2 separate regions of the Homo sapiens genome follow, and region 2 is linked to region 1. A link is an interaction called in ENCODE POLR2A ChIA-PET data of the cell type or tissue named here. Cell type or tissue: GM12878. All regions are shown on one strand.

The links. Peaks named below come from ENCODE experiments on the same cell type or tissue, not always from the same donor. Only the 100,000 strongest peaks of a DNase experiment are listed, where the experiment ranks them.
Region 2: POLR2A ChIA-PET joins it to region 1 with 5 read pairs; 2 of 35 experiments call an interaction of 5 or more read pairs at or near these places.

The regions. Positions count from the first base shown.
Region 1 is chr4:39,653,092-39,658,091 of GRCh38, reverse strand. SMIM14-DT (SMIM14 divergent transcript) reads right to left here. Exons shown (of 6, transcript NR_183845.1): 4 at 4,627-5,000. Among named protein-coding and RNA genes, the nearest start is that of SMIM14-DT, 16 kb to the right of the region's middle. RefSeq lists a silencer at 257-457. In GM12878, no CTCF peak of the experiment used is centred here; a DNase peak (open chromatin) is centred at 421; H3K4me3 peaks cover 134 bases; H3K27ac peaks cover 776 bases.
Region 2 is chr4:39,744,329-39,749,328 of GRCh38, reverse strand. UBE2K (ubiquitin conjugating enzyme E2 K) reads right to left here. Exons shown (of 7, transcript NM_005339.5): 3 at 3,519-3,577. Among named protein-coding and RNA genes, the nearest start is that of UBE2K, 49 kb to the right of the region's middle. In GM12878, no CTCF peak of the experiment used is centred here; no DNase peak of the experiment used is centred here; H3K27ac peaks cover 568 bases.

The sequences.
Region 1 (5,000 bases):
GCCGGGCGCGGTGGCTCACGCCTGTAATCCCAGCACTTTGGGAGGCTGAGGTGGGTGGATCACGAGGTCAGGAGATTGAGACCATCCTGGCTAACACGGTGAAACCCCGTCTCTACCGAAAATACAAAAAATTAGCTGAGTGTGGTGGCAGGCGCCTGCAGTCCCAGCTACTCGGGAGGCTGAGGCAGGAGAATGGCGTGAACCCGGGAGGTGGAGCTTGCAGTGAGCTGAGATCAGTTTACTGCACTCCAGCCTGGGCGACACAGCGAGACTCCGTCTTGAAAAAAAAAAAAAGTACTACCAGAAAGCAGAAGCAGACAAATTCCTGCTTATTCTTCCCTCCATGGTCATGTCTGGACACTTACCTGGGTGAGACTTACAAAGTGATTGAGATTCTGAGTGATAGAGAACTAGACTATTTGGTTAGGGACTTTTTTTTTTTAACTTCATGGAACTTTAGGTTTCACAGTAGCTTGACTTTCATTTCCTCTCTCTCTCCCTCTCCCCTTCTCTCTCTGAAGAAATGCCTTCTACACCTTTTAATTCTTGACAATTAAAGGAAACCAGGACGAGGCAGCAGAGAACTGGCTGTTTAGGTTTTGATCTCGGTTTAAAGAGCGAACCTGAGGTTGACTTCTATTAGTCCATCTTTGTTAATCAACTTAGGGTGAAAAAAAAAATCCCAGAACTTGAAAATCCCAGATGTATCCAAATCAAACACATGGCTTGTAGCTTTACCTCAGAATAGTGAGAATTCCAAGAGCCCAGGCAATAGTTGTTTGAGTTTCCAATAAAATTTTGCTGGCCGGGTGCGGTGGCTTACGCCTGTAATTCCAGCACTTTGGGAGGCCGAGACGGGCGGATCCCTTGAGGTCAGGAGTTTGAGACCAGCCTGGCCAACATGGTGAAACCCTGTCTTGAGTGAGCATTACTGCCTGAGTTCCACCTCCTGTCAGATCAGCGGCAGCATTAGATTCTCGTAGGAACACGAACCCTATTGTGAACCGTGCATGTGAGGGATCTAGGTTGCGTGCTCCTTATGAAAATCTAATGCCTGATGATTTATAGTTGACAGTTTCATCCTGAAACCATCCCCCTCCCCCTGTTACCCCTACCCCAGCCGGTGGAAAAACTGTCTTACACAAAACCAGTCCCTGGTGCCAAAAAGGTTGGGGACTGCTGAGCTACAGCATTATTGGGAAAATTATATACTATGCCCAACGCATAGCACAAGACCTGGCACATCAAAATTGCTCAAGATGGCCTGGGGCAGTGGCTTACGCCTGTAATCCTAGCACTTTGGGAGGCTGAAGTGGGTGGATTGCCTGAGCTCAGGAGTTTGAGACCAGCCTGGGCAACATGACGAAACCTCATCTCTACTAAAAATACAAAAAATTAGCTGGGCGTGTTGGTGTGCACTGTAATCCCAGCTACACAGGAGGCTGAGGCACAAGAATCACTTGAACCCGGGAGGGGAAGGTTGTAGTGAGCCGAGATCATGCTCCAGCCTGGGTGACAGAGTGAGACTCTGTCTCAAAAAAAAAAAAAAAAAAAGGCCAGGTGCAGTGGCTCACGCCTGTAATCCCAGCACTTTGGGAGGCCAAGGCGAGTGGATCACTTGAGGTCAGGAGTTCGAGACCAGCTTGGCCAACATGGTGAAACCCCCTCTATACTAAAAGTACAAAAAAAATTAGCGGGTATGGTGGCAGACACCTGTAATCCCAGCTACTCGGGAGGCTGAGGCAGGAGAATCGCTTAAACCTGGGAGGTGGAGGTTGCAGTGAGCTAAGATTGTGCCACTGCACTCCATTCTGGGTGACAGAGCAAGACTCCATCTCAAAAAAAAAAAAAAAATTGCTCAACTATTGCTGGCTAATGACTATTAAGTTTCACTTTACCCTGTCCCTGATGGTCTATTTACTCTGCTTGCAAACAACTGGCGGGCAGAGTCATCCATAATTTAATGGCAGTCATTGCTTATGATTTTCAGTATTTGGGTGGAGAACTACTTATCAAAGCCAAGTACTGTGTGTTCTGTTTCTATGTCATGTTTATTCAATCACTAAATAACCACAGTTTCTGTCCTTGGCCTTATATTACTCAGTAGTTCTATGATTTAATCATCGAAATTGTATCTGGTCTTAAATTATGTTTGTAAGTAGTCTTCCAGTAGGAAAAGCAGGCCTCCACCCGTTATAGATCATTCTGCCTAGAAATTTTAGTCATAGATTTTGTCCAGTCCAAATACAAATATTAATATATTGTTTTCTATAATTTTAAGGTAAGACTGCTTAATACTATGTTTTCAAAATATTGCCAAATATCATCTCTTTCATTCTTATCTGCTGGATTCAACTGATCTTATGCTCTCTCAAAACTTTTGCTCTGGCCCTAGTTAATTAATACTCAAGAACTAAAAGTGATTTCTTGGTAGGTTTCTGTTTCCAACTTCTTCCCATTTCAATTCACGTTGGATGCTACAAAACATTTCACAAAACATACCAATTTATCCATGAACACCTTTCTTTACATTTTCTCACACTCTCAGTTTAGATATGAACCATGATGCCCTTAGCTTGGAGTTAGAGGAGACTCTAGATTATGTTTAAACTATATTGTATGTTTGACTATCATAACATCATTTTTTGGAATCTGACCACACTCTTGGCCAACTACATCCTGATATCATAGCAACTGAAAGTGTAGCCAAGTATTTTAATGTCAAGTAAACTGCTATGTGTTGAGGATGGTTGGAATTGGAATTGGAACAGCCAGTTTTGACTTCCCTCTTAAGTAGTGGGGTTCTGAAGTCAAAATATTCTGCTTATTAGTTTTTCTCCATTTCCCCCTAAATTAGGTAATATTCTATCCTTAATATATTTTACCTTTTTTTTTGTTTTCCTTTTTAAAAAAAAAAATAATAGACACAATGTTGCCCATGTTGATCTCAAACTCCTGGGCTCAAGTGATCCTCCTGCCTCAGCCTCCCAAAGTGCTGGGACTATAGGCATTAGCCCAGACTTTTTAAATCTTTTAAACAGGGCACTGATGATAATCTAACTGCATGCCTGTATTGTCTTAGAATATTTTTAGTTAATATTGCTGGGCGCAGTGGCTCACGCCTATAATCCCAGCACTTTGGGAGGCTGAGGCGGGCAGGTCACGAGGTCAGGAGATTGAGACCATCCTGGATAACATGGTGAAACCCTGTCTCTACTAAAAATACAAAAAAATTAGCCGGGTGTGGTGGCACATGCCTGTAATCCCAGCTACTTGGGAGACTGAGGCAGGAGAATCGCTGGAACCCAGGAGGCAAAGGTTGCGGTGAGCCAAGATTGTGCCATTGCACTCCAGCCTGGGTAACGAGAGTGAAACTCCATCTCGAAAAAAAAAAAAAAGAATATATTTAGTTAATATTAATATCTGGCTGGGCACGGTGCCTCACACCTGTAATCCCAGCATTTTGGGAGGCAGAGGTGGGTGGATCACCTGAGGTCAGGAGTTCTAGACCAGCATGGCCAAAATTGAAAAACCCCATCTCTACCAAAAATACAAAAATTAGCCAAGCTTGGTGGTGGGCACCTGTAATTCCAGCTACTTGGGAGGCTGAGGCAGGAGAATCGCTTGAATCCAGGAGGCAGAGGTTGCAGTGAGCCGAGATTGCACCATTGCACTCCAGCAGCCTGGGAGACAACAAGACTCCATCTCAAAAAAAAAAAAAAAAAAAGGAATCATAACCTATCATTAACCAAGTCTATATCTTCCTTAGGCAAATTCTCCTCTAGCAATAATGTCCTGTGAAACAAAAACCAAAAGACATACCCACATTAGCATTTTCTATAGTCATAGTTGGAGCTCCCCTTTTTTCATTCATATTGAAAATATAGACTACTCCTGATAATTTTTGCTGTTTTCATTCAGCTTACTTCTTGGCTCTTCAAAAGAAGTTGTTTTGCTAGAGTTCTTCTCCCCAACAAACATGTGAGTCCAAGCTAAGACTATTCTCTTGTTCTAAGCCTCTCTTTATGCCTCACCAAAATTGTTAGTTTTTTCCTTTTATACAACACATTTATTGACTTTCCCTTCAGCAACAATTTCACCTTTCTTTCCTTAATCATTAATTTTAATCTGAACATTTTCCCCTAAGTAGGTCCCTCTGGCTCAGCCACTGGACTAGTCCATATGTCTGGTAGTAAGATGAGATACACACTGACTTCCCTTCTAGTCCATTATTAATCATAGAAGGCAAATTGGATAAGTGGAGAAAATGCAGCTATCCTCTCCACTAGGCAACAAAACATTTGCACAGTTAGCTCCAACTCTGCAAGACTGGGGAAGGAATAATCTGTCTCATCAAGCCCTTTAGGATTTTTGCAGTTAGGTTCAAATGAATACATATGGTACATTGTTTTAGAATACTATCAAACCTCTGGGACCCTTAATTACAGACCCAGTCCAGTGACTACTGAGTTAGCATTGAAAAATAAACTTGTAGTAAACTAGGAAAGTCTTGTATTCAAGTTCCTGTATCATCCCGGTCAAAGGACAAATTACAACAAATGCAAAGATCTCAACTGACTTTATTGCAGTTCTAGAATTGGGCAGGCTGAGTGTGGTGGCTCATACCTGTAATCCCAGCACTTTGAGAGGCTGAGGTGGGACAATCTGTTGAGTTCATGAGTTCCAGACCAGCATAGGAAACATGGCAAAACCCCATCTCTACAAAAAACACAAAAGTTAACCAGGCGTGGTGGTGAGCACCTGTGGTCCTAGCTACTCAGGAGGCTGGGGTGAGAGAATTGCTTGAGCCTCGGAGGTGGAGGTTGCAGTGAGCCAAGATGGCACCACTGCACTCCAGTCTGGGTGACAGAGCCAGAATTTGTCTCAAAAAAAAAAAAAGGCTGGACATGTTGGTTCACATCTGTAATCCCAGCACTTTGGGAGACCAAGGTGGGTGGATGGCTTGAGACCAGGAGTTTGAGACCAAACCAGCCTGGGCA
Region 2 (5,000 bases), 91 kb before region 1:
TTTTCACTAACACAATATACATTGCAATTTAATGCTAGAAATCATATTGGTTGTATGCATTTAATCAAATTCCTTCTACACTATTATCACCTGATTCAAAGATATATTTTCTCTGTTTTAGAAGTAAGCCTACTCTTCCGGTCAATAATTTATTGCATAATAATAAACACAAAACATTCTGTGACCATGGTAAGACAAATGTGAATTTTTCATCTTTTCTCAAATTTTAGCTGCACAGTAGTAATGAGAATATAACCAGCTACCTTGATAATTTTACCTCATAAGACTTAAAATTAAGCCTGAGTCCAAACACATGTGAACACACAATTCAGCAAGAAATTTACATAAATATTCCCCATTCTTCTCATTTTATTTACCAATCAGTAAAAATTCAAATCAACGTAGTATACATCTAGAACATATTTATCATGTTCATTAACATTTACTGCAAGAGCGTAATGCCACAAGTAGGGTATATAACATTTTCTTGTTTGTTCTTTATTTTTTTTTGTTATTTAAAAAAATTTTATTTCATATATACCGTATTTAAAGAACACTAAACTGCAACTATGACTAATTGGTTGAGGTCACAGTAATACAAATTGGGGTTGAACCTAAGAAGATGTTTCTAAATGTCAAAGCTACCTCCAAACGGAACAGCTAGAATTAGAGATGTAGAGGCTTTTCTTTTTCTTTTTTTTTTTTTTTGGGACTAGAGACAGGGCCTTGCTATGTTGTCCAGGCTGAACTCAAACTCCCGAGCTCAAACGCTTCTCCTGCCTTGACTTCCTAAAGTGCTGGGATTATAGGCGTGAGCCACCATGCCTGGCCAGGTAACAGTGGCTTCAATAGCAAGATGAGGTAGTAGCAAAAACATCAGACATACTTCAGTTATTATGTTTTGAGTCTATTTTTCTCGCTTTAATAAAACAAGGGAGTGGATGTGGTGGTTCACGCCTGTAATCCCAGCACTTTGGGAGGCCAAGGTGGAGGGATCACTTGACCCCAGGAGTTAAAGGCTGCACTAAGCTATGACTGTGCATGCCACTAAACTCCAGACTGAGCAACAGAGTAAGACCCTGTCTCTAAAAAAAAGTGGGGATGAGGTGGGAGAGATTTAATAAAATATTTATTTCAAAAATTAAATGAAGTTACAGGTTGAACTGCCTAAAACAGAGCCACAACTATGCAATTACTTTGAAGCTATTATACACTATAAAGGCTACACCTTTACTGAGACATAATTCACCCACTTAATGTGTATGACTTCCTTTTCTTTTCTTTTTTTCAGATGGAGTCAGTAGTTCAAGACCAGCCTGGCCAACATGGTGAAATGCCATCTCTACTAAAAATACAAAAATTAGCTGGGCTTGGTGGCGGGTGCCTGTAATCCCAGCTACTCAGGAGGCTGAGGCAGGAGAATTGCTTGAACCCAGGAGACAGAGGTTGCAGTGAGCCGAGACCGCGCCACTGTACTCCAGCCTGGGCGGCAGAGCGAGACTCCATCTCAAAAAAAAAAAAAAGAAAACAACAACAACAACAAAATTAGCCGGGCGAGGTAGCAGACGCCTGTAGTCCCAGCTACTTGGGAGGCTGAGGCAGTAGAATGGCGTGAACCCAGGAGGCAGAGCTTGCAGTGAGCTGAGATTGTGCCACTGCACTCCTGCCTGGGAGACAGAGCAAGACTCCATCTCAAAAAAACAAAAAACAAACAAACAAAATCCAAATATCCATTAACAGCTGAATAAGAAAACAAAATATGGTCTATACTTATAATGGAGTATTATTCAGCCTTAAAAACAAAGAAATTCTGACACATGCTTTAACATGAATGAACCTTGATGACATTATGCTAGGTGATATAAGCCAGACACAAAATGACATTTTATGATTCCACTTACATGAGGTTTCTGAATTAATCAAACTCGGAGAAACAGAAACAGTGGTTACCAGAAGCTGGGAGCGGGGAATAATGGGGAGTTATTGCTTAATGGGTACGAAGTTTCAGTTTGGGAAGGTGAGAAAGTTCTACAGACAGATAATGGTAAAGGTTAAACAACAAGGTAAATACACTGCCACTGAACTGCACACATAAAAATGATTACAATGGTAAATTTTATGTCATGCATATTTTATCACAATAAAAAAATCGACCAGACTTATCAGAAAATAGATGTACATAAACAATAGACTAATAGGCAGCCCATAATGCTAAGTGAGCCAAAATCACCCTGGAACTTCCATTATCATATCTATTCTTAAACTGGAACAACCAATAGGTTGAATGAACAAATTCTAGAACATTCTGAGTGACTGCTATCATATGCCCAAGGGACACTATACTATTGGGAATTACTGATAATATATAGGTGTAAAAGACCTATATGACTCAGGAGCATAAAAGCTAGAGAAAGATACATATCCAAAATAATACATGAGTTGGAACTATATTTGTGTTGCCACTATATAAATTGTATAAAATGCTACTGAGAGAGGAGAGGGAGAAACATTTGATGAACTCAGCTTAATGAAGAAAGTGATACTCGGGCCTCATAGAAAACTAGAATTTTAAATAATAGGGACAAAGATTTAAGTGAAACTGATAGAAAGCTGTGGAAGAATAAGCATCACCTACAAATAAACAATCTAAGATGGAAAATGAGACCCACATTGTGGGTGGAAGTGGTAGAAGATTAGAGTGGGAAACAAGACTGGGGTCAGGTTCTAGGTTTCAAGTGCCAAGCCATGGAGTTTAGACTTTATTCAGGGAAAGAAAAGCAGCATGATCAAAACTGAACTCTAGGAAGATTTCTAGACCAACAGTGCAGAGAATGAGTAGAAATGGAAAAGATGGAAGGGTGATTAAATAATAGACAAAACAGGGAATAAAGTTGAATGCCTAAAGTGCTGATGACAGTAAAAGCAGAGACATAAAGAAAGTGGTTCAATCCAAAAATAAGTTTAGGTTGGGTCCCCCTGTTATACATGATCTTAGGGTATTCCATACTCCCTTTCAACATTTATCACAGTTGCAATTCCATGCTCAGTTTTTTTTCCCCACTATAATGTGAGCTCTATGAAAGCAGGAACAGTATAAGTCTTAGTTACTGCTATAGTTCTTGGCACAAAGTACTCAAATAATGACTGAATGTAGAAGGTACTCTCCTAAAACACATACTTCTTTGAGTCAAGTAAGAACCTCTGTCTATGTGTAAAAGGGCTCTCTAAATTTGGGAACACTGCCACGTATTTCTAGATCTAGTATATGAGCCATTGTCAGATGTACATCCTATTCCAGTTTTGAGCCATTACTGGCTGCCTTTGGGTGAGTTTGCTTTTCATTCTAATTTCAGAAGCCAGCCACCTGCCATTATCTAAAATCCTGTCCACATCAAGTTTACACAGTAAGCAATTCATAAAGCTGTGACTTTAATAAGCCCTAAAATATATATTAATAAAATGAGGTCAGAAATATAAAATATTTTGTAACTTCATGCACAAAAATAGGCTTACAATACCTTAGGGGGATTAAATGGGTATGTTTCTGGTATTTTTATCTCTAGTTGGTATCTTCCTCCTAAAAAAATGGGGAAAACAAAGTTAAGAATGCTGCTCAATTCAAATATATAAGACAAATATACTGATGAGCTTTTCAGAGCAGCTATTTTATATTCAATTATAAAAATTCATTTTAAAGTTGAAATCCAGAAAGAAAGTAATCAAAAGCACTAGTTTTTAATTTAAAGGTTGTTTAAAGCATACAGAATATCCATTTCATACAACTGTATTAGTTTATCAGTGAGTAACAAGGCCAGAGATAAATACATTTAATCCAGACAATGCAATGCCAACATTTCATCAGGACAATTAACTATTGGAGTTTTAATCTCCACTGTGTCCTCTAATCCATCCTGTTAAGAATTGCTAAATAACAACAACAACAAAAGGGTCAGAAAAAAAAAAGAAGGCAAGGAGGTATAAAAGTACAGATGATACAAAGGACAGAGATTATGCCATAAACAAAATTCTACTTCTAGCTGGTTCTCGCAAATGAAATAAGGTCCCAATCTTTTCATTTGTGCCCTAAATTAAATGTCAATACTTATTTGTTAATATTTGTGCAATTAAACTGCAATTACTTTTGCACTAGCCTAATAAAAACAAGCTGGGTCCATGGCTAATGCCTTGTAATCCCAACACTTTGGGAGGCCGAGGTGGGAGGACTGCTTAAAGCTAGGCCAGGAGTTTGAGTAGAGCCTGCTCAATATAGCAAGTCCTTGTCTCTATTTTAATATAAAAAACTTTAAATATATTTTTTATTTTTTAAGCAAAATTCAACAAGAGAGATAGACATAAAGACAAACTATTCCTTCATTTATTTATTTATTTATTTATTTTATTTAATTTATTTTTTTTTTTTTTGAGACAGAGTCTCGCTCTGTTGCCCAGGCCGGAGTGCAGTGGCGTGATCTCGGCTCACTTCAAGCTCCACCTCCCGGGTTCACGCCATTCTCCTGCCTCAGCCTCCCAAGTAGCTGAGACTACAGGCGCCCATCACCACGCCTGGCTAATTTTTTTGTGTTTTTAGTACAGACAGGGTTTCACCATGTTAGCCAGGATGGTCTCGATCTCCTGACCTCGTGATCCACCTGCCTCAACCTCCCAAAGTGCTGGGATCACAGGCGTGAGCCACTGTGCCCAGCCCAAATTATTCCTTTAAATGGGTATATAAAATGCAAAATTTTACCAAGGAGCTTTTCTAACCAGTAATATACAAACAGAAGGCAACTTTTTGTTTCGTTTTGAAGTTATCTTGAGCAACTAGCAGCTATACAGCATTTTTAAAAAGCTTATCTAGGCTCGGCGCGGTGGCTCATGCCTGTAATACCAGCACTTTGGGAGGCTGAGGCAGGTGGATCACGAGGTCAGGAGATCGAGACCATCCTGGCTAACATGGTGAAACCCCGTCTCTACTAAAAACACAAAAAATTAGCTGGGCA